2 separate regions of the Homo sapiens genome follow, and region 2 is linked to region 1. A link is an interaction called in ENCODE POLR2A ChIA-PET data of the cell type or tissue named here. Cell type or tissue: GM12878. All regions are shown on one strand. Each heading gives the region's core, and the rest is flanking DNA. Links, peaks and the distances in the headings are about the cores only. Region 1 holds the start of TMOD1 (tropomodulin 1). Region 2 overlaps TMOD1 (tropomodulin 1).

Region 1 (14,789 bases), core at 3,415-11,414:
AGAGTTTAAGGTTATCTCTCTTGTTCCCTGAACATTGCTGTTATCCTGTTCTTTTTTCAAGGTGCCCAGATTTCATATTGTTCAAACACACATGCTCTACAAACAATTTGTGCAGTTAACGCAATCATCACAGGGTCCCTGAGGTGACATACATCCTCCTCATCTTACAAAGATGATGGGATTAAGAGATTAAAGTAAAGACAGGCATAGGAAATCACAAGGGTATTGATTGGGGAAGTGATAAGTGTCCATGAAATCTTCACAATTTATGTTCAGAGATTGCAGTAAAGACAGGAGTAAGAAATTATAAAAGTATTAATTTGGGGAACTAATAAATGTCCATGAAATTTTCACAATTTATGTTCTTCTGCCATGGCTTCAGCCGGTCCCTCCATTTGGGGTTCCTGACTTCCCACAACACCAGTGAGTTGTTGCTTCATTACATCTGGCCTTGACCTGGGCATTCTTTGCATCAGTGCACCATGGCCATGCACAAAATTTTCTGAATCCTAGAAGAAAGGGAGCCATACTGTGGAATCATCTTTTACCTTACCAATGGGTTACCTTTTTTCTTCTTAAATAACATGGCTCAAAGATTGTCAGGGCTGCTGCAGATAAAATGAAATTTCTAGGCTTCTCTTGTGGGAAATAAATAATCAAAGAATTTAGCCCATTTGCTATATAGATAGCAAGTCTTCCAAAATTATGTCTGAAATTTCCATATCTTAATTACTTTGGGGCATAATTTACAGTTTATGTAATCCAGTATATGTGGACTTAATTGTATTTCTTGAAATATGTATATATATATGTATATATATATATATATATTTTTTTTTTTTTCGAGAGGGTCTCACTTTGTCACCCAGGCTGGATGGAGTACAGTGATGCAGTCACGGCTCACTGCAGCCCTGACCTCCCAGGCTCAAGCGATCCTCCTCCCTTAGCCTCCTGAGTAGCTGGGACTATAGGCACAGGCCATTACACCCGGCTAATTTTTGTATTTTTTGTAGAGACAGGGCTGGGCTATGTTGCCCAGGCTGGTCTCGAACTCCTGAGCTCAAGATACCTGCCCGCCTTGGCCTCCCAAAGTGCTGGGATTACAGGTGTGAGCCACTGTGCCCGGCCAATGTGTACTTTCTTGTCCCAGTTTTGTTTTAAAATCGAATTTAGAATTCTCTAACTTGATTTCTCATGATCTGATCCAATCAGGTTCTTTTATCATAGGTGAGATCAGCTGATTTGCCTAAGACCACACCACCCGATAGAGGAAAAGCTGGGAATAGTAACTGAGTCTGTTGACTTTCAATTCAGTGCTTTTCCCACGATGCTGTGTATAATTTTAAATAACTATACTGTAAATGAATCATACAATAATTCTTTTTTTTTATGATATTTGGTCCATCAGAAAAAAAATTTTTAATGAAAGAAATGTCATTTAATATGATATTGATATTTTATTCTGTTATTAGTTTAAATATGCATATACTTTATGGGGGTTGTACAGTAGTCATTATTACCTCATTTTATAATACAATGTTAAGTCTCAAATGAAACTTGTTTTTTAGTTAAAGATTTCCAGAGTGACTCCATTCAGAGTAGAAAAACTATAAGCTGGAGTGTTTTAAGATTGTTCAGTAACCGTTTTTCAGTTCAGGCAAGTCTAACCTGGGATGCTTAAGTTACTTTGGAATTGACTAAATAATTTTCCATCATAATGGATCAAAGAAAAGCTCCTTTGACTCCTCACTGCTCCCTCTTCTTCCTCTCTTCCTCCTAGGAGTGAAGTGCAACCAGTGGTCTGAGGAGGCTTCTATGGTGTTTCGAAATCATGTGGAGAAGAAACCTCTGGTGGCACTGGTGCAGACAGTCATTGAAAATGCTAACCCTTGGGACCGGAAAGTAGTGGTCTACTTAGTGGACACATCGTTGCCAGACACCGATACCTGGATTCATGATTTTATGTCAGAGTATCTGATAGAGCTTTCAAAAGTTAATTAATGACTGCCTCTGAAACCTTGACAACTAATTCAGATTTTTTAGCAATAACAAAATGTAGTAGGCTTAAAAAAAATCTTAACTCTGCTACATGGCTCTGACTGCTGTGGGGGATTGAAAAGAATATGCTTATGTTTGATGAAAGATATTTAACAAGTTTTGTTTTAACAGAGTTGACTTTTCAAAGAAAATTGTACTTGAATTATTACTATAATATTAGAATAAAAATGTTTATCAATATAAAAGCTGACTACCTTTTAATTTCTAGGCTTCATGATCTTAAGATGAAAGCTTCCGTTTCATGTTGTCTTCCTTGCAGAGCTGGGTTCTTCTCCAGTGAAGCTGAGACTATTATGACTTAACTCTACCCTGATGTAGTAGTGTATCTCAAAGCAAGTGATCACCAAAGCATGTGAGGACTTATCCTGAGTCTTAACACATCAGCATTTCTAGAGGAGCAGCCCAGGCAAACCAACGTGACCCTCAACCCAAATCTTGAGTGGCTTCTCTTCTCATTGCCCACAGAGTCCAGCTAGGACCCAGGCTTTCTACAATCCTCCTACCCAACCTCCTTATCTACCACTCCCTGCCACACTGTACCTTTATTTGGTCACTGAACCCCTGCTTATTCCATTCTGTCAACCTGCATCTCATTCTCCTCCCATCATTTTTGCTTGTCAGTGTCCTGCCTGACCTCCTGGGCCAACCATGAAGCTTTCTCTGGTACCCCTTTCTACTCCATCGTACTTTGATCATGCCTCTCTTGGTGCCCATATGTCACTGTGTTTTATAGTATATGACTAGTCTGTGCACCGATTACCCCAGCTAGATCATGGTCTCCCTGAAAGAGGGACGGGTCTTAGTCATCTCCGGTGATATACCAGTAAATGTTTGACAACTGGTTCTGTTGAGTGGGGAGCTGAGCCTTGATTTGTAGTGTCTGAAAATTCTCATATTGTAAATGGTCCCACCATTGTTGATTTTCAGCTAATAATATGACAAGACTGAATGTGGAGTTGGGAAGAGACTCACCTAAGCAGCTCTTGAGACCGCATATGACAGGCTCTCCAGCACACCACCGTCTGAGCATCCACAGCCGTCAGAATGGCATCTTACACACATCAGGCACTCCTTTTGTGCTTGCTAATTGATGGGCAGATAGATTGGCAGACAGGTTATAGGCTTTAGCAGTGGTCCAAAGATGAGGTGGGGAGGCCCTGGACTAAGAGTGGAGCAATGGTGTTGAAGAAAAAGTGTTGATGACCTTGTAAAGTTTTTAATTACAATTATTAGACAGCTTAGATACAGATTGGGAAGAGTGAAGCCAAGTCTTAAGGTATGAGAGCCTAGGACCTTACTCAGATGGAGTGGGGGAGTGGGAAGCTTAAAAATTTGATTTTGAACACACTGAATTTGAGCTAATAGACTTCCATGTGAAGATATGCAGAATCTTGGAAATGTGGAATAAACTTCAGGGGCAAAAACCAGGCTGGAAATAAAAATTCTCAATGTCATTTGTTTGTTTTTATTTGAGAAAAATCCAGAAACAAATGAGAACAGAAAGAGGAAGGTAGAGACCAAATATTTGAAGTTTTTCATTTTAAACATGTCAAAATTATCTCTAGCTTTTTAAAACTCAGTATTTACAACAAGTGATTCAAAATTCAGGAGTGCTGAATGCCAGTGATTTATCACTTATGATGAAATAAAAATATCCCAACACAGAAATGTTTAAGTGAAATAAACTGGTATGTTTTTAATAATTGTTTCATTCTCTAATAAAAAAATGGAAAAATCCTCAAATTGTCTACAGGTTAGGAAAAGGTTTCTATTTCACTGACTTTAGAAATGTTTCCATTACTTTTATTTATTTATTTATTTATTTATTTATTTATTTATTTTTTGCAAGGCAGAAGAATTTTTCTTAGTACAGAACAAAATGGAGTCTCCCATGTCTACTTCTTTCTACACAGACACAGCAACAATCTGATTTCTCTTTCCTTTCCCCACACTTCCCCCGCTTCCACTCGACAAAACCGCCATCGTCATCATGGCCCGTTCTCAATGAGCTGCTGGGTACACTTCCCAGATGGGGTGGCGGCCGGGCAGAGGGGCCCCCCCACCTCCCAGACAGGGCGGCTGGGCAGAGGCGCCCCCCCACCTCCCTCCCGGACGGGGCGGCTGGCCGGGCGGGGGCTGCCCCCCACCTCCTGGAGGGGGCGTCTGCTGGGCGGAGACGCTCCTCACTTCCCAGATGGGGCGGCTGCCAGGCGGAGGGGCTCCTCACTTCTCAGACGGGGCGGCTGGGCAGAGACGCTCCTCACCTCCCAGACGGGGTGGTGGTCGGGCAGAGACACTCCTCAGTTTCCAGACGGGGTCGCGGCGGGGCAGAGGCGCTTCTCACATCCCAGACGGGGCAGTGGGGCAGAGGCGCTCCCCACATCTCAGACGATGGGCGGCCGGGCAGAGACGCTCCTCACTTCCTAGACGGGATGGCGGCCGGGAAGAGGCGCTCCTCACTTCCCAGACTGGGCTGCTGGGCAGAGGGGCTCCTCACATCCTAGACGATGGGTGGCCAGGCAGAGATGCTCCTCACTTCCCAGACGGGGTGGCGGCCGGGCAGAGGCTGCAATCTCGGCACTTTGGGAGGCCAAGGCAGGCGGCTGGGAGGTGGAGGTTATAGCGAGCCGAGATCACGCCACTGCACTCCAGCCTGGGCAACATTGAGCACTGAGTGAGCGAGACTCCGTCTGCAATCCCGGCACCTCGGGAGGCCGAGGCTAGCAGATCACTCGTGGTTAGGAGCTGGAGACCAGCCCGGCCAACATGGCGAAACCCCATCTCCACCAAAAAAATACGAAAACCAGTCAGGCGTGGCGGCGTGCGCCTGCAATCCCAGGCACTCGGCAGGCTGAAGCAGGAGAATCAGGCAGGGAGGTTGCAGTGAGCCGAGATGGCGGCACTACAGTCCAGCCTCCGCTGGGCATCAGAGGGAGACCGTGGAGAGAGAGGGAGAGGGAGAGGGAGACTGTGGGGAGAGGGAGAGGGGGAGGGGGAGGGGGAGGAGTCCATTACTTTTTAAAATAAAGCAATAGATTGTTTCTTGATGTAACCACAAAATTAGTGCTAAGTCAGTGTGACACAAACAAATGAAATGTGAATGAACCCTTCCTCATACCATATTCAAAAGTCAATTCCAGATGGATTGAAAACCTAAACATTGGCCGGGCATGGTGGCTCATGCCTGTAATCCCAGCACTTTGAGGTGGGCGGATCACTTAAGGCCAGGAGTTTGAGACCAGCCTGGGCAACGTGGCAAAACCCTGTCTTTACCAAAAAATTAGCTGGATGTGGTGGTGCACAACTGTAGTTCTAGCTATTCAGGAGGCTGAGGTGGGAGGATCACCTGAGCCTGGGAGGCAGAGGTTGTAGTGAGCCGAGATCGCGCCACTGCACTCCAGCCTGGATGACAGAGACCCTGTCTCAAAAAAAAAAAACAAACAAACAAAAAAAAAAAACAAAAAACTAAACATGAGGCTGGGCACAGTGGCTCGCGCCTGTAATACCAGCACTTTGGGAGGCTGAGGCGGGAGGATTGCTTGAGCATAGGAGTTTCAGACCAGCCTGGGCAATATAGCAAGTCCCCTATCTCTACAAAAAACATTTTTTTAAATAGCTGGGCATGGTGGCTCATGCCTGTAATCCCAGCACTTTGAGGGGCTGATGTGGGGGTTAAGGGGTTGGCTTGAGCCCAGGAGGTTGAGGCTGCAATGAGCCGTGATCACACCACTTTACTCCAGCCTGGCCAACAAAGCGCAAGACTCTATCTCAAAAACAAAAACAAAAACAAACAAACAAAAAACCTAAACATGAAAGGCTAAGGTGGGAAGATAACATAGGAAGATAACTTTATAACCCAGGAACAGGAAAGAGTTCTTAAACAGGACACAGAGTGCTGCCAATAAGGGAAAAGATTGCCAGACTGTATTTAAGAACACCTGTTTATCAAAATACGTTAATAAGGTGAAAAGGCAAAAGAGTGGAATATAACTGAGGATACACACACCATTGAATCTATTCAATACACAGGACTATCCAGAAGAAAAATGGACAATAAATCTGAACAATTCACAAAACAAATCCAACTGGCCAATAAATATGAAGTGATACTCAACACATTAGGATATAGGGAAATGCAAGTTTGAACCTCAATGAGATACCATTACTCACATATCAGAATTTCTAAAGTGTTTCAATTTTTGTAACTTCAAGTGTTGTTGAAGATGGGAAACTGCACTGTACAATGGTACTATAACTTTGGAAGAGTTCAGGCTTATCTCTGCCGAAGTTGAGGTTAGGCTTTCTCTATCACCCAGCACTTCCAACAGCAGGCTGTGCGCGTGGACAGGAGGATTCTGGCAAGGAATGTTCGCAGCAGCACTATTTGTAATAGCTAAAACCTGGAAACAACCTAAATGCCCATTAATAGTCAAATGGATTTTTTTTTAAACTGTGGCATATTCATACAGTGAAAAACTACAGCTGCATAAAACCACAGATTAACAACAGATTTGAACAAATGAAGACATACTACAGAGGGAAGAAAAAAAACAAGGACATGATCACCGTAAGGGTCAAGAAAGTGATCATCTTTAGAAGGGAGTTGGGACCCAGGAGGGACAGGTTGGCTTCTGGGCTGTAGGCAATGTTCTCTGAGTGACTGGTTGCACAGGTGTTCACGTTGTAAAAAGTCATGAAGCTGCACATTTATTTTGTTTACACATACAACATAACTTATGTTGTATGTTCTTATATGTTCGATTCACAACAAAAATGTTTTAAAATAATCTGAAATATTAGATCACTGCTTATTTTTAAATGTATGGCATATACCCCTTGAAAAGAGCGTTCTCATTGTGAGGACTTTAGAGAAATTCATTTTCTTGAGAAACAAAATTTGGTTAATGAGTGTTTCTCATTAATAATCTATACATCAGGATTAAGAGCTGATTTTATTAAGGTCTACCCTACCAAAAGCTTTCCCATAATAATCCAAAATAAGACGTTTTCCTATTTCTATATAAATTCCTTTGCATGAGACATTTGTTTATTAAAACACTTAAAATTGTATTTGGAATAAACCACCTAAAGTGGTTTGTTCTGAAAAAAAAAAAAAAAAAAAAAAGCCTTTTAAGAACTTGGGTCTTTTTGTTGTGGTCATTTAAAATCAGTATTTTAGACACTCCACTCGCTCTCAGTGTAGAGAGAATGTATTCGATTGCGTGTTGGAACTACGTGTAGACAAAACGATCGCGGTTAAAGCTTGCGGCTCAGAGCCCACCTGGCCGCGCTGCTGGGAAACGGACGGAGCGGCGCTTCAATCAGAGGTGAAGGTGCAGCAGCTGCTTAGCTGGCTTTGGTCCATCACTTCTGGGGACTTCAGATTCTCAAAATCTTAAATTCTAAACCCCACAGGAATGCAAATCTGCCCACCTTTTCCCACATAACTCTACCGTCGCTCAAACTCTTCCTGGTACCAGCGGGGAAGCGGAGGAGACCCAGGCAGGGGCCCGCGCTCGCTCGGCTGCAGCCCGACTCCCCTGCGCTCCCGGCCCAGGGCCGCGTCCCGACGGGGAAGTGCGCTGCGCCCGGGCGCCCCCGAGTGGAGGGGGGGGGAAGGAGGGAGCCGGCGGCGGGCGGGGCGGGGCGCGGTGACAGCCGAGCCGGGCCCGCCCCTGGCTCCCACCCCCGAGCCCACAGCTCCCGCCCGCCCGCGGCCGCCCGGGAGCTCGTCCAGCCCCGCGCTGCGCTCGCCCGCCCGCTGCCCGCCGGAGCACCGCGGCCTCCGCCCGCGTCCATCTGCCCGCCGCCCGCGCCTGTTCCGCAGCCCGCGTCCGCGCCGGCCCCACAGCTCTGCGTCCGGGTAAGCCCCCACCCCGCCTGGGGTCCCCCTCGCGCTCGCGGGGCTCCCTGCCCCCGCTCCGGGGCCTCAGCCATATCTGGGCAAAATATTCAGCTGTCGCCGCCGCCGCCAAGAGGGACTGAGCGTGGCTCCCTCTATAAATAGCTGCCGCCTCGGGTTGCCTCTGGGGCTAGGGAGCCCGGGTCTCGGGGTTCCGAGCCCAGCGCTCCCGTCCCCGCCTCCCCGCGCGCGCAGCCCTGGCCAGGGCGCCCTCCGCTCTGGACCTCCGCACCGCGTCTGTGAACGCGAGAAGGACCCGGGGTTCTGGAGGAGACGGCGCCCCGGGCTGGGGTCCTGGCGGAGGGGCGCCCCCGCCACCCGCAGGACTCCAGCGCGGCGGGGCTCTGAGCCCGCGGGGTGCTCAGCTGGGTACAGGTGCCAGCCGGAGCTGGGCTCGGGGGCGCGGCCTCTTCTCCGCCTGCAAGAGTCTGGGGGTGGGAGTGGGGGAGTAAAGGCTCGACTGGACGTGGATCCCAGGTTCGCGCTGAGAGTGTTTGGGGCAGGTGAAGTTTCCCAAACTGGGAGAGACAAGGTTTAAAGCACCACGACACGCGCTACGCGGCCAAGTGGAGCTGGAAAGAGCTTGGAGGCGGGAGCCCCAGGTTGTCGCCGGCTCTCGGCATGGCCTTGGCAATCCCCCTCTTGTTTCTGGATCTCAGTCTCCCATTTGTAGGGGCGAGGTTTGGTAGCCGCGATGGAGCTGGGAGCCCAAGCCCTGAGAGCTGCAGGGCGCGCTCTTGGCCGCCTGCGCTCCCCACACCTGTTCACCCTCTCCGGGCCTGGGACGCTGGGGTCCCAGCCGCGCACATGCGGAGACGCTGCAGAAATCGGAGACTGACTGCCCCAGACTCGATCGTATCCTGGGACTCACTAAGGCCGTCGGATATCCTAAGCCGTACAACCCTAGGAAGTGCACTTTTGGGGTGCCTATGGGCATCTCTCTGCTCCGTAGCCGGCAAAGCAGCCTGTGAGCCACGCAGCTTCAGATGCGATGAGCTGGGCAGGGGCAGTGGTTCCAGTACAGCCGCTCCCTGGCCACAGTTTCCCGGTCTATATCGGGCCTATGATGCGTCCTCCAACCTGCGCAGCGCCGCCCCCTCCTACACCCTTCACCCACCGCTACTATTACAGACCCTGTCTCCAGCCCTCGCCCTATGCCCTCAGACTCTCGGAGACGACCTGGCCCAAGCTCCTCCGTGTCTGAATCGCAGAACCAGACCCTGAACCCAGGTGCTGGGCCCTCAGCGTGAGAACCCCTAGGGCCCCCACCCCATCTTTCTTCCAGAGGTGACTGCCATTTTGTCCTCTGTGCAGGGCCGCAGAGCCCCCTGCTCAAGGTCACACAGGGCCGGTCACGCCAGAAGTTCTGCAGTCTCCCAGCCTTTCCCATCTCTTTCCGCACCCTTCCCACTGCTCAGGCAGGTCCGGGAGCTCTGGGAGCACCCGATCAATGCCCCCTCTTCTTGAATCTGCTGCTGTTCTGGACTTTACCTTGTCTGGACAATAGCGCCCTCATCCTGAAGTTTCCTTTTTGCTTCTACTTTACTTTCTGTTATGTGTTTTTTTCTAAAGCCATCTCAAAGACTTACAGAAAAAAGAATTAACGGGAAATGGAGTCAGATAATAAAGTTTCCATCAGTTAGAGCCACACAACCAACAGGCAGAGTGAAAACAAGAATACTGTCACTTTGGTGTATTATCTTTAATGAGCTAGTCTTACAAACCCGTGTTTTAGAGAGTCATTGACCCTTGAGTTTCTCCCAGCCTAAGATGAAAGCCAGTGTCCTCTAAAAATAGCCTCCGCCCCACCTTATCAGGGTCTCACACCTTCTCCCTCCTTCAGGGTAGGGCGTTTTCTTGCAGCTCAGCAAAAACAGAAAACACAAAGTAGGTGTGGCAGCTCTGAGCAATGGGAGGTGGACTGGCCTGGAGGTTAGGATATCTGGCTCCAGCCCCAACTCTGCCACCCACTCAGAGGAACCTTGAGCAATGAGGGGGCAGACAAGGTGGTCTCTAGTGGACCTGGAGTGGAGAGGGCTTAGAGTCTTCCTTGGAAGCCTTTCTAGCATGACCCATCCTGTAAGGAGGAGCTGGGGAAGGAGTGAGAGACAGTGGCTTTCCCAGGTGCCAAGGGAGGACAGAGGTGGGCAGTGTCACTTGCTGTGGAGAGACAGGAGTAGGGGGATGAGGACTGGGAAAAGACCATCAGGATTGGCAGGGATCATGAGTGACTTAGACCAGGGTATTGCAGCAGGCTCAAAAAATGAGATCTGCCAGTGACCCAGCCTGTCTGAGCCTCGTTTTCTCCTCATACAATGGAGACAACAATAGCCCCATTTCATAGGGGCTGCTTGTGAGAATTAAGTGAGATGATTCAGGGCAAGCCCTCAGCCCAGAGCCTGATATTGCAATGATAGTATTCGTTGTGGTGAGGGGGAAAGGCAGGAGCTAACAGGAGCTGAAGAAGTTCTCCACTTCTTCAGGCTGTAGGCTGAAGAAGGCTCTCAACAGAGCCAGCAACTCTTTCTAAAAGCTTGGATGAGAAAGGAAGGGAGAGGGAAGGTAGCAGGAACTGAGGACAAGGAACAGAAGGGAGGCAGGCATTCTAGGATAAAGAGTATGGCAAGTAGTGAGAAGAACCCAGGAGAGGGGAGAGAGTTAAAGGGGAATCTAAAAGGTGTGCCCATAATGAGGATTGGGGACCTTCCTTAGTGACTTGCAGAATGTCACAGACTCTGCAGGTGGCCTTCATCCCCTGGAATGAGCAAAAAAAGGTAAAACGAAGCAGATCCTGGCTCAGACCCCTATGTCTCTGGCAGACCAGTATCTGCGATGGAGGATGGTGATGGGCTGTGAAGAGTGTTTTGACCCTGCTCTGGGGCCTCATAACCTTGGCTTATTTATTTCTGAAATGACATCATCTATCGATGACTCCTGCTGAGCCCGGTCGTAATGGCCTTTTCCAGTCAATGTTTTGACTTTTCAGTCTTACTAATGGACCAGCCAGGCTGCCAACATTTCTAAAGAGGCCAGTTTACTTTTCCCTTAAAGCCAGAACACCAGATAAATCAATTATTGGGCTGCTAGGAGCCATTATCAGTTTAAAACCACAGGCCTGTTTCTATGGAAAAGCATGAACCAGATAGCACAATTCCGGGCCATTTCCTCTCTTTTGTTTTGTTTTGTAAAATCTTCCTTTGGCTAATCATGATAGAACCTAATTCTCTTTGCTCTTAATGAGAGAATGAGCTCATTGGAGTCAACTTAGGACACGGTCTGGGAGGTTTTCTTTCGTGTTAGGTGTTGCTGGGTTTTTGTCTGATCTGAAAAACTAAACAAACTCAAGCATGCCTTTTGTTTCTCCTTCTCTTATGTCCTTTTGGTTTTCTTTCAGAGAAAAAAATGATTTGTGAAAGGGTTGGACATTACCATCTGTGAGGAGGAAAGAGGGAGGGAGAGGGAGACAAGGGCTTGCGTCCGTCCACGCATGTCCATCCCTGTCTCAGTTCATGTTCTCAGGGGCCCCAGCCTCAGGCCCCACTCACTCTGGGGCTTCAAGGGTGGTGACCCCAGGGCCGTTTCTAGCGATGATTCTGGAGGGTGATGAGTTGTGACCACTGCGTTGTTGCTCTCCATGCCCAAAGGAATGAAGGAAAGCAGAACTGCCTCTGGGCATCCTTCAGCCTCCTTCATAGACTCATCGCTGCTGCCCATCGCTTTGCTGTTGGTGCCTTGGTGCCACTCCTACCCCTATTCTCTTTCCACCGCACACTCTCACAGTCTCATTCACTCCCACGACTCCAGTCACCTCCCAACTCCCTAATTCTTGCATCAAGCTGGACTGTGCTCCTCATCTATAGACATCTCTGCCTCCTGATTCCTTTCTCTTCACCACCCCATTCATTTGCCCACCAAGTCCTGTCAATGCTACCTTCCTTAATTTCTCTTACATCCATTTCTATCGCCACATCCAGTACCCCAGTAAGGACTTCCTCTCTCCCCTAAGCTGCTCTCAGAGCCTCTTAAAGGTATTTCTGCCTCAAGTCATTCCTTCTTCCATGCTGCTCTTAAAAGATCTTCACCTGCGTCAATTGTCTCCCTTCAGGGACTCCCCATTTCCTAAGGGATAAAGACCAGATTCATTAGCCTCTAAGACCGGGCCTCAAGCTACTTCTCCAAAATCATCTCTAGGCACTCCTCCAAATTCTCTTTACCTTCTGGCCATGGCAAAAGCATGCTGTGCCTTCATGCCTCCCTGCCTTTCCCCTGCTGTTCTTTCGGCCTTCAGTGCTGTTCTCCCTCTTCTCAGTCTGTGAACTTGTAATCACCCTTAAAAGCAAAGTTCTTCATTGATTTACCTGTACCCCCACAGCCCCCTGTGCCAACTCAGAGCACCAGCCAGAGTGTGTTCTAAATGGAACCACCCAATGATGTATCTCTGTCTCTGGCTAGACTAAAAGCTCCCTGAGGACGAGGTTTCTGACTCATTTATTTCTGCTTCCCCATGTGCAGCTCAGAGCTTAATGTGTGACATAGTACAGGCACTTCAGGTTTTAATAAATGGCTGACCACCGAATGAATGAATGAATGCATGAAATAAATGAATGAAGGCTCTGTGATAACCAGGACAGTCACACAACACCAACCAGCATTTACAGCATGTTCTCCTACCCGACCAAATCATCAGCTCTATGAGGGCAGAGACCACACCTATTCTGCTCCCCACTGCCAGCTCTCCAGCTCCTATCAGCCCCATCATGATACGTAGCTAGTGTGAATCCAAGAGCTCATTTGAAATTCACAGTAACCCCATGAGGGAGGAACAGCAAGTATTGTTACCTACCTTTTGTAATGGGACAGTGAACCCTAGTAGGAATTGTCCCAGGTCATCCAATTCCAGAAAACTGAAGTGCTCTCCAGGGTTTGACAAACTTGAGAAATGAGTCTTCTTGTTTTATATCCGTGCTTCTCTAACTTTAATGTGCATTGAAATTACTTGGGATCTTTTCAGAAATGCAGATTCTGGTTCAGTAGGTATGAGATGGGGCTTGAGAGTCTGAGTTTCTAAAAAGCTCCTTGCTTCTAATAAGCTCTAATAAGTTGATTAGAAAATAAACTTAATAATTCCTAATAAGCTCTAATAAACATCTAGTCAGGTGGTGTTGACTAGTATCTACAAACCACCACATTTTGAACACCAAGGTGAGTGCTAGTTACCACAAAGCTTCCTCCTGGCCATTGCATTAAGATAGTGGATTTTTAAATCTACAAATGAATTCATTTGTGCCTTGGATCAAAATCAAGGGCTCTTTCTGGTCAGCAAACTTCTTGCAAGTTTGGATCTATGAGCACAAGATGGGTGCCTGGGCAGTGCTGGGATGGGAACCTGAGACACCTGAGACCCTGAGACATCAAAACCACTCAGAAGTGTGCAAAGTGAAGGTAAGAGAGAGGGAGACGTGAGGACAGACTTCCTCCATGCAAACCAAGAGAGATTTAAAAATTCAGAATGGATAGCAACATTGCACGCATTTGCTTATTATGGTTTTACATTGTATTCCACTTACAGCATTAAAAAGGCTTGAGATGGCTTAAAAAATAAACTACATGACCAATGCAACTAGTAAGAACAGAAATTCTAGAAAGACAGGCAGAAACCCTGAAGATTAAGATCACGAAACTCCTGGAGAATCTGATTAGAGCTTATGAATTCTTGCTCCACAAAAATGAATATATTCATATACACAACAATTTGCATATCATTTCAGTGGGTGTGTGATTCCCCTGAAGCCTATTCAAAAGTCCGGGTTAAGAGCACCCGATACAGAGAATAAAGAGAGAAAATTATGCCAGTGCCCTGGCTGAAGATGACAACTGTATTTGGACACTCAAATTGGCTCTGAGATGACTCATGGCAGCCAAGGGGAAAGGGGGGGACAAGATGAATGGGAGGACTCTTGGTGTCTGATAGTAGAAGGAAGAACATCAATCAGTCTTTCAGGAGAGGGAACTATTTTCTTAACCCCAATCCTCAGTATATTGTCAAGACAGGCCACTAGACAGAGGGCATAGTAGTTAAGGCGGACTCCGGATCAGTCTGCACAAGGCCAGGGAACCTAGGAGCAATGAAGGGCAGACTCAAATCCTTCATTAGTCCTTTGGGGGGCCTTAAATAGCAATTGACACATAATGAAACACAATCTATCTTCCTGATTCACACACACACACACACACACACACACACACACACACACACACACACAGACTCTGGAGACCACCTTGCTGGATTCAAATCCAAGGTCTACTAGTTACTGGCTCTGTAATCTCAGGTAACTTTTAACATTTCTTTCTTTCTTTTTTTTTTGAGACAGAGTCTCGCTCTGTCACCCAGGCTGGAGGGCAGTGGGGCGATCTCAGCTCACTGCAACCTCCGCCTCCCAGGTTCAAGCAATTCTCCTATCTCAGCCTCCCGAGTAGCTGGGACTACAGGTGCACACCACCACACCTGGCAAATTTTTGTATTTTTTAGTAGAGATGGGGTTTCGCCATGTTGGTCAGGCTGGTCTCGAACTCCTGACCTCAGGTGATCCACCCACCTCGGCCTCCCACAGTGCTGGAATTACAGGTGCGAGCCACCGTACCCAGCCAACTTTTAACATTTCTGTGCCTGGTGTCCCCATCTATAAACTGGGGTTGTTGTGGGGATGAAATTAGTTCTTATATGTAAAATGCTTAAGACGTGCCTGGGATATTATGTAAGCGTGAGCTGTTATATTATGGGAAGGTGGCAGCATGGAGTACTGGTAATGAGTACTGATGGCCTGCCTGG
Region 2 (14,789 bases), core at 3,558-11,557, 58 kb after region 1:
ATCAATAAGTATGAGTGCTCTAACTTTGCTCTTTTTCAAGATTGTTTTGGCATTTGTCGCCCGTAATTCCATATGAATTTAAGGATCACCTTTTCTGTTTCTGGGAAAAGGACTGTTGGAACTTTGATAAGGATTATATTGGATCTGTAGATTGCTTTTGGTAGCATTGCCATCTTAATAATGTTAAGTGTTCCAATCCAAGAACTTAAAATATTTTTTCATTTATTTAGGTCTTTAATTTCCTTCAGTAATGTTTTATAATTTTCATTGTACAAGTCTTTCACCCCTTTGGTTGAATTTATTCCCAAGTTTTATTCTTTGGATGTATTATAAATGAAATTGTTTTCTTAATTTCCTTTTCAAATTTTTCATTGCTGATGTACAGAAACACTGCTAATTTTTGTATGTTGATCTTGTACCCTGCAATATTGCTGACTTTGTTAGTTCTAATAGGTTTTTTTGTGTGGAAATTCAGGGTTTTCTATACATAAGATTATGTCTTCTACAAATAGAAACAATTTTACTTCTTCCTTTCCAGTTTGGATTCCACTGACTTCTTTTTCCTGTCTATTTATTCTGACTGAAACTTCCAGTGCAATGTTGAATAGCAGCAGTAAAAGTGGGCACCCTTGTCTTGTTCCTGATCTTAGGGGATCATTTCCTCACTTCTATCAGGTCCCAGGTCACAAGCTGTCATCTCAGTGAGGCGTCCTCTGACTAGCCTTCCCAAAACAGCGGTGCACACCCCACCCACAACCCATCCTGTCATCTTCTAGGCCCTTGTCCTGCTTTGTCTTCCTCCATAATGCTTAATACCATTCCATATCTTTATACGTTTATTATTGCTCTCCTTTCACTACATCAGAAGCTTTTGAGGATTTTACTCACTGCTGTCCCCTAGCCCCCAGAAAGGTGCCTGGCACATAGGAAGCACTCAATAAATGTTGTTGAGTAAATAAATATACATATGCAATTTCTCATAAATGGAATTAAATTGTTAATGCTACTTTGTAAGCTTGCCTTTTTCACACAACATTTGTCCTAGGCATTCTCCTTCTTAGTAAGTAGCAATTGCCATCATCCTTTATACTAACTGCTGGAAGTCCATTGTATGGATGCACCATAATTTCTTCACCAGTTCCTATGGGTGGGCATGACAGTGACTGTCCTCATACGTACCTCTTTACTCCCCTTATTCCGTTATGAATCTGACACTTTAAAAATATGATAATGAGGCAAGGATGCATTATTTTTCTCCCTTTTCATATTTTATTTGTTTGTTTAGAAATGTTTATACATTTTTCTCTCATTTCCCAAGGTCTCAGAACCTTTGGTTAAGGTATCCCATACCCTGGCATTCTATTATATTTTTCTTTCATATTTTTTTCCTACTTACAGATTGTTTGGTCATGACCAATGCTTTTGATAGAGGGTAGTCAGCTTGGACCAAGTTATAAAATCATTCTTTTCAAGTGTGAGGGGTGCTGTGTTGGAGATCCCTGATTCCTATTCTTTGGAGAAGTTGGTCCCCAGAGGGAGAAACCTGAAGGGACTCTCAGCATGGAGGGACCCACAGGGCTCTACAATGGTCCACGCAGGGCTGTGGGTCCACCAGAGGCTGTTCCATTGCAGCCACTCCCGTAACAGGTCCCCTGTGTGTTTGCAGGAAAGGTCTGGGTTCCTAAGCAGAAGCCACTGGATCCTGTGCTGGAAAGTGTGACGCTGGAACCGGAGCTGGAGGAAGCCTTGGCAAATGCTTCAGATGCAGAACTCTGTGACATTGCAGGTAAGAGGCGTTCCAGGAGCTTTCCACATCCTCCAGAAGGATTTGACCCACATCTGCAGGGAGCCTTGTAGGGCTCATTTCAGCATGAACACCTTCTCTATTTCTAACAAGAACTAGAGGAGACCGAGAGTGTTCAAACAACAATCCATTCTCAAAAACCAAAACAAGGAAAATAGAGAGAAAACCACGCAAACCCACCACACCAGGGAGCCATCTGCTGTTGCCATGAGACCCCATGCCAGAGGGACGTGGGTGTATCTCAGGGAGAGCCCACAGACGCCCTTTCCCAGCCATTAGCGTTGAATCCTGCCCAAACCATTTGGGAAGAGAGGATAGAGGGAAAACAGACAGAGGGCCTCTGGTTTCTTTGGCTTGGGAGGCTCACTAAGGGCTTGATTTTTACAACTTTGCACTTTGCCTGCAGTTGGCTCAGTGAGCCGGCTTTGAGGGGTCACCCTTGTATATCGCATATTTGCCCCATGCCCTCCATCTTCATATGTGTTTCCATATGATCTTCAAAAACTACCCCCAAAACTCCAGAAGGTGGCCTGATATTCAGAGCCCTTTGCCCCACTCCCTGCCTCCCCCGACTTCTCTGCTGCTCCTGTCTAGTTTCTGTCCCACTGCTGTGGTGTTCCATCCCCACAGGAAGGTCAGGCTCTGGCCACATCCGGCACCTTGTGCACTCCCTCCCCACCTACTGTGCTCTCTGATCCAGGGAGTGGGTGGGTTTTTATTCTGCAGGCTTGGAGACTGCTAATCATAGCCCAGGTGATGGCAGGAGGGTGGGCGGGGTGGGGAAAGGCTCGAGGCAGGTGGGCAGGGGAGAGGGTAGAAGGGGATGCCTGTGACTGATTGGCTGTGAGAGTGAGGTAGAAGAGTGAAGCAGGGTAACCTCAGACACTAAGTGGTGTCGGTGCCATTAGTGATGGATGGCAAGGGAGGAGCAGGAAGAGGGGAGATACAGAGTTCAGTTTACAACCTGTGGCACTTGAGGCACCTGTGGGCCACCCAAGTAGGGTCAGTTGTATAGGAAGTTCTGGAGTGCTACAGGAGGTTCCCATTCAAGATAGAGATTTGGGCATCATTAGTGTTGTCAAGCTCCAGAAAGAATACATGGCCCTTGTAGAAGCCTTTGGTGGTGGGGGTTGGGGGCGGGGGTGCAAATCGTGGGAATGGGGCAAAGCTGGAATGTGGATCAGTTAGCCACAAATAGGCTGAGAACCAAAGGCCAAATCAAGATGGGCAGAATTGGATGCAGGAGCCACAGAGACAGAGTGAGGGTTCAGGGCTGGCCAGGAGACTCAGAGGCATGTAAGCCCAGAGGCCACGGCGGAGGTGGGAGGGCACCAGCACCAGCACCAGGGACTTGACAGGCCACAGCTGCCTTCTGCGACTTGTGAGTAGTGTTGTGCATGACTTTGGTGACATTCGTTCAGGGGTGGGGGAGCCACTGGGGGATGTGCAGGGGCAGTGAGAAGACTCAACTATACACAAGGGGCACTCTGGGTGGTGACAGGTGAAGCCAGGTCTGGGGGACCTGAGGAGTGAATGCGGAAAGCCAGTGTGTAGATCCCAAGTCCAGACAGCCCTTTCCTCAGGAGACAGGGAATTTGAAGGACAAAGGGCAATGGCTTGAAGGGTATTGGGACTGAGAGAGAATGGTTTTCCCTTTCACTATGAAGTACAGAAGCAGTGAGTGCTTCACCCAGCTGGGAAGGTAGCACTTAACTCCGGAACCTAGTTTGCTAGGGCAGGGATTTATTCTGTCAGAAGCCACACGAGTCACAGTAGATCCTCCATTGAGCCCGTATATTATACATCACACTTCAACCAAACCATCTCCCCGAAGTCCCTTGAGGTCGGGTTAATCTGTGAGGCAGGGAGGTGGCTGATGCCTTGGTGCGGCATCTCCACATGGACTGGGGCTGTTTTTACCCTGGACTTTCTCCTCCAATCACGCTTCATGACGTCACTCCCCTCATTAGGCAGCTCAAAGGGATTATCAAATGACTGCCGGCGCCTGCGGTTCCTGTGCCAGGTCAGAGCTGCAACTCTGTGCTACGTTTCTGTGTGGCTTTCTTGAAACTACTTCTCTTTATTTTTGTTGGCGTGGCTATTTATTGTTATCTGTAACGACGCAATATGCTGCCGAAGTCTGGGAAGGAGAGGGGAGCTGTAAGTCTACACCAGTGTTAACTGGCTAACCTTGGATGCCTGTCATTTGATGTTGGACATTTGAAAGATGGCAGCATCTCTGGGGAAGGAGGGACTGAACACTTTTGACCACCTACCATGTCCCAGGTTCTATGTGAGTTGCTCTCAAGACCTTATTGCATTTATTGACCAAAACAATCCTATGAAGGAAATTTTATTACTGTCCCCATTTTATGGATGGAGAAAGTAGGCAAGGTGTGGTTAAATGCCTTGCCCAAAGGGTTTAAACCCAGGCAACTTCATTCTAGGGCCTATGTGCAGCATCATCACCCAGTGTCACCTGAGTGAAGCCCTCCAGGGTAGGGGAGGACACAGAGCACAGAGGGTAGGCAACAGAGGGTGATGGGCAAGGCTGGAGAAGTTGGCTGGGGACCCGGGGAGGGGGTCACATTAGAAAAGGCTCTGGATGCCACACCAAGGAGATGAAACTTGGGACTAGGGGCATGAAGGAGAGCTAGATGGAAGCAGGAGTTTGAGTGGAGAGGAGGGGGTGTTCTGGAGGATGGGGGAATGGAGGAGGCAGGCCTTCGATGAGGCCGAGGCCTGGGCAGAGCTGTGAGATTGCATCTGAGATGCAGCTTCACCAAGAGCCCAGCTGTTCCTAGTGCCGGCTCAGAGGCCGAGCAGCTGAGATGGTACCAGTCTTTCTAGCCTGAGGCAGCAGAAAACAGGCTGGGTGGCTGATGAGGAGTGCTCTGCCGAGAGCTGACTTCAGAAACTCCGCATGAGATGAAGGCTGGACTTCGAACATGGTGTTGGAGGTGCTGGGCGGAGCAGGCCCACCAGAGAGTGGTGGGTGGTTGGAGCCTTTTTCACAGAGCGGGTGACTGGGACCAAGAGTGTGGGTAACTCACTGGAGGAAGAAGAGTAGGGAGAGGAGGACATGGGGCGTCCAGGTCACCTGTAGTTGGTATGGCCTGTCTCCCAAGTGGAACATTTCCATCAGCTCAGCTCTGGCTTGCTCACTCACACACACAGTCAGTGCTGTCCATTTAGTCTCTGGACTAGGCTCTGGCAAAAGAATGGTAAGAAAACAGCCCAGTTTCCACCCTCACAGAGTCTACATTAAACAAACACCAGGTAAGTATGAAATGACAAATGAGAGTGAGCGTCTGAACAGAATCAGTACAGCGTGTGAGGGAGGCACTTGGGGTAGGGCTGGGGGAGACCAGGGAAGAGCTATGGAGAAGAGCCTAGGAGCAGAAGAGTAGCAGTGAGAAAGTGCGGAGAAGGTCCAGGGCTTGGGAGCGGCAGGAGGAGCGGTTCCGGGCTGGGGAGGGCAGGCCCCTCTGAACGGAGTGGCCTGGCAGGCTTGCTATCTGCTGATGGGAGGAGCCTGGAGGGCAAGCTCAGGTGTGCCCTCCTAACTCAGGTGTGACACGGGTGAGATGCATCACTCATGTATTCACCTAACTGCTCACTAAGCCAGTGCACATTATTGAACTCCTACTGTATACTAGGATGAACAGGAGCCAGTCCTTGCCTTTGGGAGGCCCAGGAGGTGATGAGGAGGACAGACGAGAAACATGTATTTTTTTTTTAACCTTAAAATCTTTTATCACTTCAACATGTAGATTTCAACATTAAAAGCGTCCCTGCTGGGCAACAAGCAGAGTGCACAGGTTCCTGGCAGGGCTAAGTTCTTGGCGCATAGCCTACAGGGTTGTAGGTCAGAGGCTGCTGGGAGTCAGCAAGCACTTGTAATTCGCAGTGCCTCCCCTGCCCACTCAGGGAGGTGATGCTGGCTGGCTTTAGGGACCCTTCAGGTGGGGCAGAACCCAGGAAGGAAGTGGGGTAGGGAGACTCATCGTTTAGATGGGACAGCCTCGGGCCACTCACCCCCAAGGGCAGTTGGCAACCTGGGGGTCTTGCAGCTATCAGAGACAGGCTTAGCCAGGCCACCCCCTGGCTTCTGGCTACTTCCGTGTGCTTAGGCACCTGTCCTGCTACCCTGCCAGTGGCAGGGTGTATCTTATCCAGGAGCAGCTCAACTGCATCCAAGTCCTGGGCTGGAGCCAGTTTCTCCCACCTGTCCCTGGGATGCAGGAGAACATCTTCCAGCCATCTGCCCAGAGCCAGCCCGAGCAGCTGGCAGCAGGAGGAGCCGGGGATGTGTGCTGTTATCTCTCTGCGTCCTGAGTGGAATTACCAAATGAGTGAACTCTGCCAAGGCAGGGAGAGGAAACAGAACTCAATGTTCTTTTTCAGAGTTCAAAAATAGTCCTTTTTGAGTTTTGAGGAAGATCTAGACTTAAAAAAAAAAAAAAATCAAGTTCCCCAGTGCTAAATTCAGCCTTGCCAATATCTACAAAGAATGAAGCAACAGGCAATGTTGATGTGCCGTTTTCTCCCGTCACTCACTTCTGTTGACGTGGAGTGTGGCACAAAACCAAGTGAGAGGGAAAGTTGCGATTTTGTGCCTAGGGCTGGCAGAAGGTAATACTAGCCCCAGGCATTCTGCCCATCAGTGGAAATCTAGCTGGGCCCTTCCCTTCCTTCCTCTTTCCCTCCTTTCTTCTTTTCGTCCTTCCTTTTTGTAATTCTAATTTCCTCTGAGCTGCAAAATGGTTTTATTTCTTCTTAGCCCTGCTGTTAACATATGTAACCTCCTAGAATAAATATATGTTATCTGTCCTTAGGATGCCAAAGTCAAAGGGAAGTTTTAGAACTTTAGAACTGCTAGTGACCTAGTGAATGAGAATACTAACTTAAAAGCCACAAGAGTCTTTGCTGTATGGTTTTGGCGAACCATTTCCCTCTTGAGCTTGCTGGAAAAGTTGGGGGTGGGGGGTCTACCACAGCTACCCTGGATGCTGTTTGTTTGTTTGTTTGTTTGTTTGTTTTTAGACAGAGTCTCACTCTGTTGCCCAGGCTGGAGTGCAGTGGCGTGATCTCGGCTCACTGTAACCTCCACCTCCCAGGTTCAAGCAATTCTCCTGCCTCAGCCTCCCAAGTAGCTGGGATCACGGGCGTGTGCCACCATGCCCTGCTAATTTTTGTATTTTTAGTAGAGACGGGGTTTCACCATGTTGGCCAGGCTGGTCTTGAACTCCTGGCCTCAAGAGATCCACCCACCTCGGCCTCCCAAAGTGCTGGGATTACAGGCATGAGCCACTGTGCCCAGCCCCTGGATACTTACTGTAAAAGTCAAACAGGATAAAAACATGAGAAATTGTTGTGTCACTAAGTCCTATGGGTAGGTAAGAGATCAGTTTAAACACTCCATTTTACAGGTGAGAAAACTGAGCGTCCCCCCAGCCCCCAAAAAGGAAGTGACCTATACAGGGTTACCCAGAAAATTCATACCAAGGCTCAGCCTGAAATGCAGGTCTGCTTCCTCTTGGTCTCCCAGCAGTCTCGTGTAACTTCACCGCCTCCATCCCTTTTCTAGACCATCACAGGAAGCTGGCATCTGTGTGCCAAATGCACTTTCTATTTTCCACCTCTCTCCACTCTAAGCCACACCAGTCAGCCATATGAGGCTACATCTTTTATATGATCCCCGCAAAACCTGTACGAAACCCCAGCACATCCCAGAACCCCCGTGAGCTGCTCCGTGGGAGCTGGAGAGCCTGCCCCAGAATGGGACTCCTTCTTGGTGATCTGATTCACCTGCTGCTGACTCAGGCCTCAGCTTCTGTTGCCCACGTAGATGCAGCCTAAATTAAAACCCACGAGAGCTTGAAAAAATGCAGATGCCTCTCTCCCCACCAGTTCTCTTAGTGATGAACAAGCAAGTCTAATTTTAGCAGAGAAGAATCTTAGAATGTGAGAAACAGAAAGGACTTTGAGATCATCTCATCTTGTGGTTTTCGACTCTCACTCAGCAACAGAATCACCTGAGGAGGTTTAAAAAAAAAAAAATCGGCCGGGCGTGGTGGCTCAAGCCTGTATCCCAGCACTTTGGAAGTCCAAGACAGGCGGGTTACTTGAGGGCAGGAGTTCAAGACCAGCCCGGGCAACATGGTGAAACCCCGTCTCTACTAAAAATACAAAAATTAGCTGGACGTGGTGGCACGTGTCTGTAATCCCAGCTACTTGGGAGGCTGAGGCAGGAGAATCGCTTGAGTCCGGGAGGTGGAGGTTGCAGCGAGCCAAGATCATGCCATTGCACTCCAGCCTGTGCCACAGAGCGAGACTCCGCCTCAAAAATTTAAAAAAAAAAAAAAAAAAAAAAATATATATATATATATATATATATATATATGTCTATCTATCTATCTATCTATCTATCTCCAGAGATTCTGATTGGTTGGTCCAGGATGGAGAGAGGCACTGATATGGTCTTAAAGCTCCCTGGGTGATCCATGTGTGCAGCCTTGACCGAGAGCCACTGGTCTTGTCTCAAGCCCTCATTGGAAAGAGAGGTTGAAGCCTAGACAGGGGAGGAGAACTGCCCAAGGTCACACTGACATCAGGGGCATGGTCAGGGCTGGAACTTGGGTTTCCTGACTCTTCATTAAGGGCTCCCATATTGTCTCTCTAACAGGAAACCATATCTAATCAAGTGACTTGGATATTTTTTAAAAAATCACCACCAAATATTTGCTAAATACCGTATTCAGGGAGAGGTGGAAGAGAAAATATCCTTCTCTGACCTCCAGAAGCCTACAGTCTAGTAGCAGAAGCAGACGTGTATCTAGATATGTCTAACACCACATAGATTCTGAGGCATACACCAGGTGCTGTGGGAGAATTAGAAAGGGAGAGGAGGAATCCAGGAAGACTCCCTGGAGGAGGAAGAGTTACTCCTAGTCTTGAAGGATAGGGCCATAGAGTTGTTAGATAAAATACAGTATGATCAATTGAATTCAAATTTCAGAGAACAACAAATATGTCCCAATATTGAATGGGGCGTACTTAGCTAAAAAAAAATCTGGTGTTGGCCGGGCGAGGTGGCTCACGCCTGCAATCCCAGCACTTTGGGAGGTCAAGGTGGTGGATCAAGAAGTCAGGAGTTCAAGACCAACCTGGCCAAGTTGGTGAAACCCTGTCTTTACTAAAAATACAAAAATTAGCCGGACGACAAAAAATACAATATTTTTTGTATTGTATATATATATATATAAAGTATTTATATATTGTATATATAAAAAATACAAAAATTACAGGATGACACTCCTGTAATCCCAGCTACTCGGGAGGCTGAGGCAGAGAATTCCTTAAATCTGGGAGGTGGAGTTTACTGTGAGCCGAGATCTCGCCACTGCACTCCAGCCTGGGCAACAGAGCGAGACTCCATCTCAAAAAAAAAAATTTGTTGTTTATCTAAAATTCCAAGTCAAGTGGGTGCAGAGAATCACCAGCAGAAGGGAGAGTACTAGCAAAAGCAGGAGCAGCTATGAGCAGGGGCTGTTTGTGTAGCTGGAGCAGAGAAGCTGTTGGGAGGGGGAGTGCAACAACACTGGTGAGGTGGGGCCAGCCCAGGGAAGGCCTGTGAAGCCAGGCTCTGGGTTTGGATTTGGCTGTACAAGCCACTGTCCTCCCATCTGGACAGCTGCAACAGCCTCACAGCTCTGCAGCCACATCCATCTCTCCCCTCTGTAGTGAGTTCTCAACACAATAATCAGAACTCAGGTCAGACCATCTCACTTCCTGCTCAAGCCTCTAATGGCTTCCCAGGCTGTTCCTAGGAAAAGACACCCGAACTCCTTACTCAGCCTAGAAGACCCTGTAGAATCTGACCTTGCCTAGGTGAATAAAATCTACTCCAGAGGGTTATTGGGCAGATCAAGGAGGGGAGTGTCAGGCAATGGTTCTCAACCTTGGCTGCTCATTGAAACCATCCAGGGAGCTTTAAAAATGCAGGTGCCTGAGCTCCACCCCCAGATATTTTGGGTTAATTGGTCTAGGGTGGGACTGGGCATCAGGAATTTCAACAGATCCCCAGGTGATTCCAGTGTGCAGCCAAATTGGGAATGATGGATACAAAGTGTCTTCCCTGGCCCAGAGCATGTGCTCAGTGAGAGGGGTGGTGTTGCCATGCGTCTGATTATTACCGCCACACATCCAGCTTCTATCCTGTTTCCCCCAGCAGTGATTGTCACAGCTGTGTCATCACTGGTGTCCTGGCCTTGGCCTCTTCCTACTCTCCACCTCCCAACATGCAGCACAGAGCAGCTGGAAAGGTCTTTCCTGAAATGCCAACCTGACCTTCCTCCCTCACTGGCCTGCCACTCTCTGAACCTCGAGGCTTTCCCACCTGCATTCCTCTGCCTGTAATGTTCTATAGCCCTTCTCTTAACTTGACCAACACTTACTCCTCCTTTGCATCCCAAGTTCCTCTTTTATGCTGTCTTAGGACTGAACTTTTTCCTCTACCACACTCAGCATACCCTGTGCTGGTTTTTCATTGTGTGGGAACTTGCTTGGCTCCTCTCTCCCCCAGCACACTTTCAGCTCCATGAGCGGAGACCCAGTCTTTCTTATTCTCCACTGTCCCCACCAGAGCCTAGCACACAGTGCTGGGGTGGGCCTCATTACATGTTGAACAAATGAATGGATGAAAGAATGGCTGAGCACGGGAGCAATAAGATCAGGTTGGCATTTCCAGAAAGAGCTTTCCAGCTGCTTTGTGCTGCATGCTGGGAGGTAGAGGGAAGGAAGAGGCCAAGACCAAGACACCCGTGATGACACAGCTGTGACAATACAGCCAAAGAATGATCAGGCCTCCATTAGGATGGAGATGATGGGATGGGAGGGGGACAGATCTCAGAGACACTGGGATGGTCAAATGGGCTTATGGGGAGAAGGTGCCACATTCCCTGATGTTTTACCCTGAGGGACAGGCAGGATGACAAGATGGAAAGAGAGCCTTCCAAAGAAAGAGGCTGTCACTGGAAAGAGCCATTCTGGTTTGGCCACGTTGAGCTGGATGTGCCAGCAGGACATCAGGGAATCAGAGGCCAGGGGCAGAGCAGCCTGGGCTGGGGCTGGGGATTTCAGAGTCACATCAATAGAGGTGAGAGTAAAAGTAAAATAAAATTTTGAAGTTTTCATGCAAGTGTTTCTTGCCATTTCTGTGAGCCAGAGTTCCCGGGGTTTGGAGTGTGGGTCCCTAGGAGGCTCTTCTGTCTGCAGAGGCACATCATGAGCCCTTCCCTTGTCCCTGCAGCGATCCTGGGCATGCACACGCTCATGAGTAACCAGCAGTACTACCAGGCCCTGAGCAGCAGCTCCATCATGAACAAGGAGGGGCTCAACAGTGAGTATGCGCCCGCCCCCAGGAGGGACCTCATGCTTCTTGCTTCCTCCACTCACTGATGTTCTCTGGCTCATTGCAGAAGTTTTAACATGTTATATAGCCAAATCTGTTCATCCTTTCCTTTGAGTCTCCTGGGATTTGTGTCTTGTTTACAAAGGCCTTCTCTATCCCAGTATTATAGAAATGTTCTCCTATATTTTCTTCTAAAAGTTTTAGAGATTTACTTTTTATATTCAACTTTTTCTTTTTTTAGACAGGGTCTTGCTCTGTCAGCCAGGCTGGAGTGCATTGGCACAATCTTGACACACTGCAGCCTGGACCTCCTGGGCTTAAGCGATCCTCCCACCTCTGCCTCCTGAGTAGCTGAGGCTACAGGTGTATGCCAGCATGCCTGGCTAATTTTGTTTATTTTGTATGGAGATGAGGTCACACCATTGCCCAGACTGGTCTCGAACTCCTGGACTCAAGCAATCCTCCTGCCTCAGCCTCCCAAAGTGCTGGGATTACAGGCATGAGCCACCACACCTGGCCTTATATTCAACTTCTTAATCTACCTGGAGTTCATGTTTGTGTGTGCTGTGGGATGAGACCAAACTTTCATTTTTTCGAATTAATATCCAGTGGTCCCAACACCATTCCTTGCAAGATTTATCCTTTCCCCACTAGTTTGGGGCCTGCCTTTATCATCCACATGGATCTGTTTCTAGGTGCCTCCTCTGTTTCATGAGCCCTTTTGTCCTTTCCTGTGCCAATATTGCATTGCCTTAATTACTCCACTGCATTGTTCCAAAGCTGGCATTTTGGCCCCAAACAGAAATGAGGCTGCCAAAAAAAATAATTATTCCTCCCTCTGGAAGATTGATGCATTTCTTTCCCATCCGGGCTTCATCTTAGCCTCCCAAGAGTCCACTGAGGTCATGAGCCCCGGGAAAATGACTAGCCCTGCCTTACAGATGTAGACCCAAGGTTCAGAGAGTTTAAGTAATTCACCCAGTTCTTGCAGGACGTCAAAGGCAGAGTCCAAGTAGAACCCCAGCCTCCTGGCTCCCTTGCGGGGCTTCTTCTGAGTGGTGCCCCCTACCCCCACCCAGCCCCTGTGATGTGCAGCCCTCACGTGCCCCAACCCTGCACATGCTCCCTTCCACAGTATCTTTGTGTTGGCAGAAAGTGAGCCCCTTGTTTCTGTGAGCCACCTCCCTTTCATCGGTCACTCTAGGCGTGATTAAACCCACACAATACAAGCCTGTGCCCGACGAAGAACCAAATTCAACAGACGTAGAGGAAACGCTGGAACGGATAAAGAACAACGACCCAAAACTTGAAGAAGTTAACCTCAATAATATCCGGGTAAGGTCCATTTATTTCACTTTACCTGTGTGTGGCTGGGGGAGGGGGAACCATGTCACCCAAATGCAAACGGTCCAGGGTTGGTTGTGCAGAGTAAACAGGGTCCTGTTTGGATTCTGGGTGTTTCTGCATTGGGAATAGGGACAAAACCTTTGCAAATGGGAGCCTTTAAGAGGGGTGGGCAGTGTAAACAAGTGCATCTGGCAGTCCTGGTTTCTTTCTGAGGATGATATCAGGCCCAGATGTTTAGCACGGGCCAACCCAGCTTTGATCTGGAAACCTGCCACGTTATTCAAAACACTGAGAGATTCTCCGAGATAAAATCATGAGTCAGACACACGCTGCTGCATGGGATCTCAAGGCTGGAAAAGTCCGGTGCCCACTAGGCTCGGGGGTAACACAGGCCCTGGGCAGGCCCCTCCCCTGTGCCATCGCTGCTGCTATATCACGTTCATATTCAGCCTTGTTTTACAGCCACAGAAGGGAGCTGTTGGCCAAAATGTCCAAAGCGATATCCCAAGCTGTCTGCCCTTTTCTCTGTGCACATTTCCTTATGTGATCCCGGGGCAGGGGAGGGACAGGTGGACAGGCAGTCTCACCCTGAACAGGCCGCCGCAGGAAGAATTCAGAGACAAATGCAGCTTTCTACCCACCTGCTGAGCCCAGAGACCAGTGGATTAGTTCTGGGAGGGGGGTGGGGGTAAGACTAGAAGCCAGCCCCCCATGCCCCTGCTCCACTTTCTTTCCTTCTCCACTTTATTTTAAGCAGCTGCCAGCCCCACGGCACCATCAGATTGGAAACCTGCACCCTAGTGTTCACCCCCACCTGGCCTCCCCATGCTCTGCTCCCATGGGAGCTAAAGTGACGCTCTGAGAGATTGGTAAAAACACAGCCATGTTTTCTTTCATGTGCCCAGTAGGAGACATTGGCACAATTCAGAATGCTGCCCACTGGCAGTGAATGCTGCCTCAGGGCCACATGAGGGATGGAATCTCCCTGTGAGGCCCCAGCCTCCTCTGGGCCTCAGTTTCTCCTCTGCACTGTGAGCCTGTTGGACCAGATCAGTGGTTTTCACCTGAGAAGATTAAAAAATATATACCAACGCCCAGGCCTGACCCTAGAGATTCTGATTCTATTGTTCTGGGCCGGCCCAAGCATCACCATTTTGTAAAAGTTCCCCAGGAGTCTCTGATGTGCCGCTGGAGCAGAGACCCCCTGGGGTAGATGTCTCTTAAAGAGTATCATATGCAACCCCCTTACCTGTTTTCCAGAAACAGGGCCAGAGAGGGCAGGAGGCTTCCACAGAGACACCTAGCAAGTCAGGAACATTGCCGATCATTGGGACCAAGGCCAGGTTCCAGCCCCTCTCACACCCCTAGTCCTAGCTCTTTGCACAATACTACACGCCTTAATTTTTGCCTCTTCTCTGGCCCCCAAGTGCACAAAGAAAGAGGTTACAGGTCTTATCTGAAATTTTCAGGGAGGATTTTCTAAATCTGTTTACCAGAAAGTTCTCCCCAGATTTCAGTCGTCCGGGACAAAGCCTAAACCTTTTGCCCATTCAGCTTTTTGGCCAGAGACTTGCCAGGAATCAGAGAGTAGCCAGGCTAATCCACCTGCCTCAGCCTGTCCCAGAGGAGGCTTCTGGTCACTCTCTCTGTTGCCTTTCTTTGTGCAGAATATCCCCATCCCCACCCTCAAGGCATATGCAGAAGCCCTGAAAGAAAACTCATATGTGAAGAAGTTCAGCATCGTGGGGACACGGAGTAATGACCCCGTGGCGTATGTATGTACCTTTCTGTTCTGTTGCATTGTGGCTGGGGGCCTTGAAACAGAAGGGTTGAAATATGTGGCCTCAGGACTGGTTGTATCCCACTAACAAAGAGCTCTATGTGGTACAGTGGAAGGCATTGGACCAGGAGCCATGAGGGGTGTAGAGGGAACAGCCATCACCTGGCACCACCTACACGTCATCCTGGCCAATCCTCACACCCACTTCTGGTCTCAGATGTGCAGTTCTCCCCACTTTGCACTTAAAAAATCTAGGGTTCGGAGAGGTCAGGCAACTTGTTTTGTCCAGTCACACAGCAAGTGAGAGGTGGACCTGCAAGTCCAGTGCAGTCACGTGACCCCTAAATCTTCACTCGGCACATCATATTAGAACAAGAGCCTGCCCTTCCCTGTTCCTCAGTTTTTCCATCTCTAAAATCAATGGTTTTGGTTGGGCGCAGTGG

What was found. ChIA-PET counts read pairs that join two places held together with the same protein. Peaks named below come from ENCODE experiments on the same cell type or tissue, not always from the same donor. Only the 100,000 strongest peaks of a DNase experiment are listed, where the experiment ranks them.
Region 2: POLR2A ChIA-PET joins it to region 1 with 30 read pairs; 7 of 35 experiments call an interaction of 5 or more read pairs at or near these places.

The regions. Positions count from the first base shown.
Region 1 is chr9:97,493,883-97,508,671 of GRCh38, forward strand. TMOD1 (tropomodulin 1) reads left to right here and starts at 7,784. Exons shown (of 10, transcript NM_003275.4): 1 at 7,784-7,921. TDRD7 (tudor domain containing 7) reads left to right here. Exons shown (of 17, transcript NM_014290.3): 17 at 1,781-2,243. The coding sequence ends at 2,001. RefSeq lists a silencer at 7,601-8,320, an enhancer at 9,707-9,851 and a cis regulatory region at 9,770-9,787. In GM12878, for the core only: CTCF peaks have their summits at 7,641 (motif pointing left), 8,682 and 9,474; a DNase peak (open chromatin) is centred at 7,331; H3K4me3 peaks cover 3,638 bases; H3K27ac peaks cover 3,185 bases.
Region 2 is chr9:97,551,615-97,566,403 of GRCh38, forward strand. It overlaps TMOD1 (tropomodulin 1), which reads left to right. Exons shown (of 10, transcript NM_003275.4): 4 at 1,667-1,786; 5 at 11,118-11,207; 6 at 12,424-12,554; 7 at 14,234-14,341. Among named protein-coding and RNA genes, the nearest start is that of TMOD1-AS1, 43 kb to the left of the region's middle. RefSeq lists enhancers at 4,135-4,636, 5,345-5,846, 7,400-7,509, 7,520-7,939. In GM12878, for the core only: no CTCF peak of the experiment used is centred there; a DNase peak (open chromatin) is centred at 7,687; H3K4me3 peaks cover 825 bases; H3K27ac peaks cover 2,791 bases.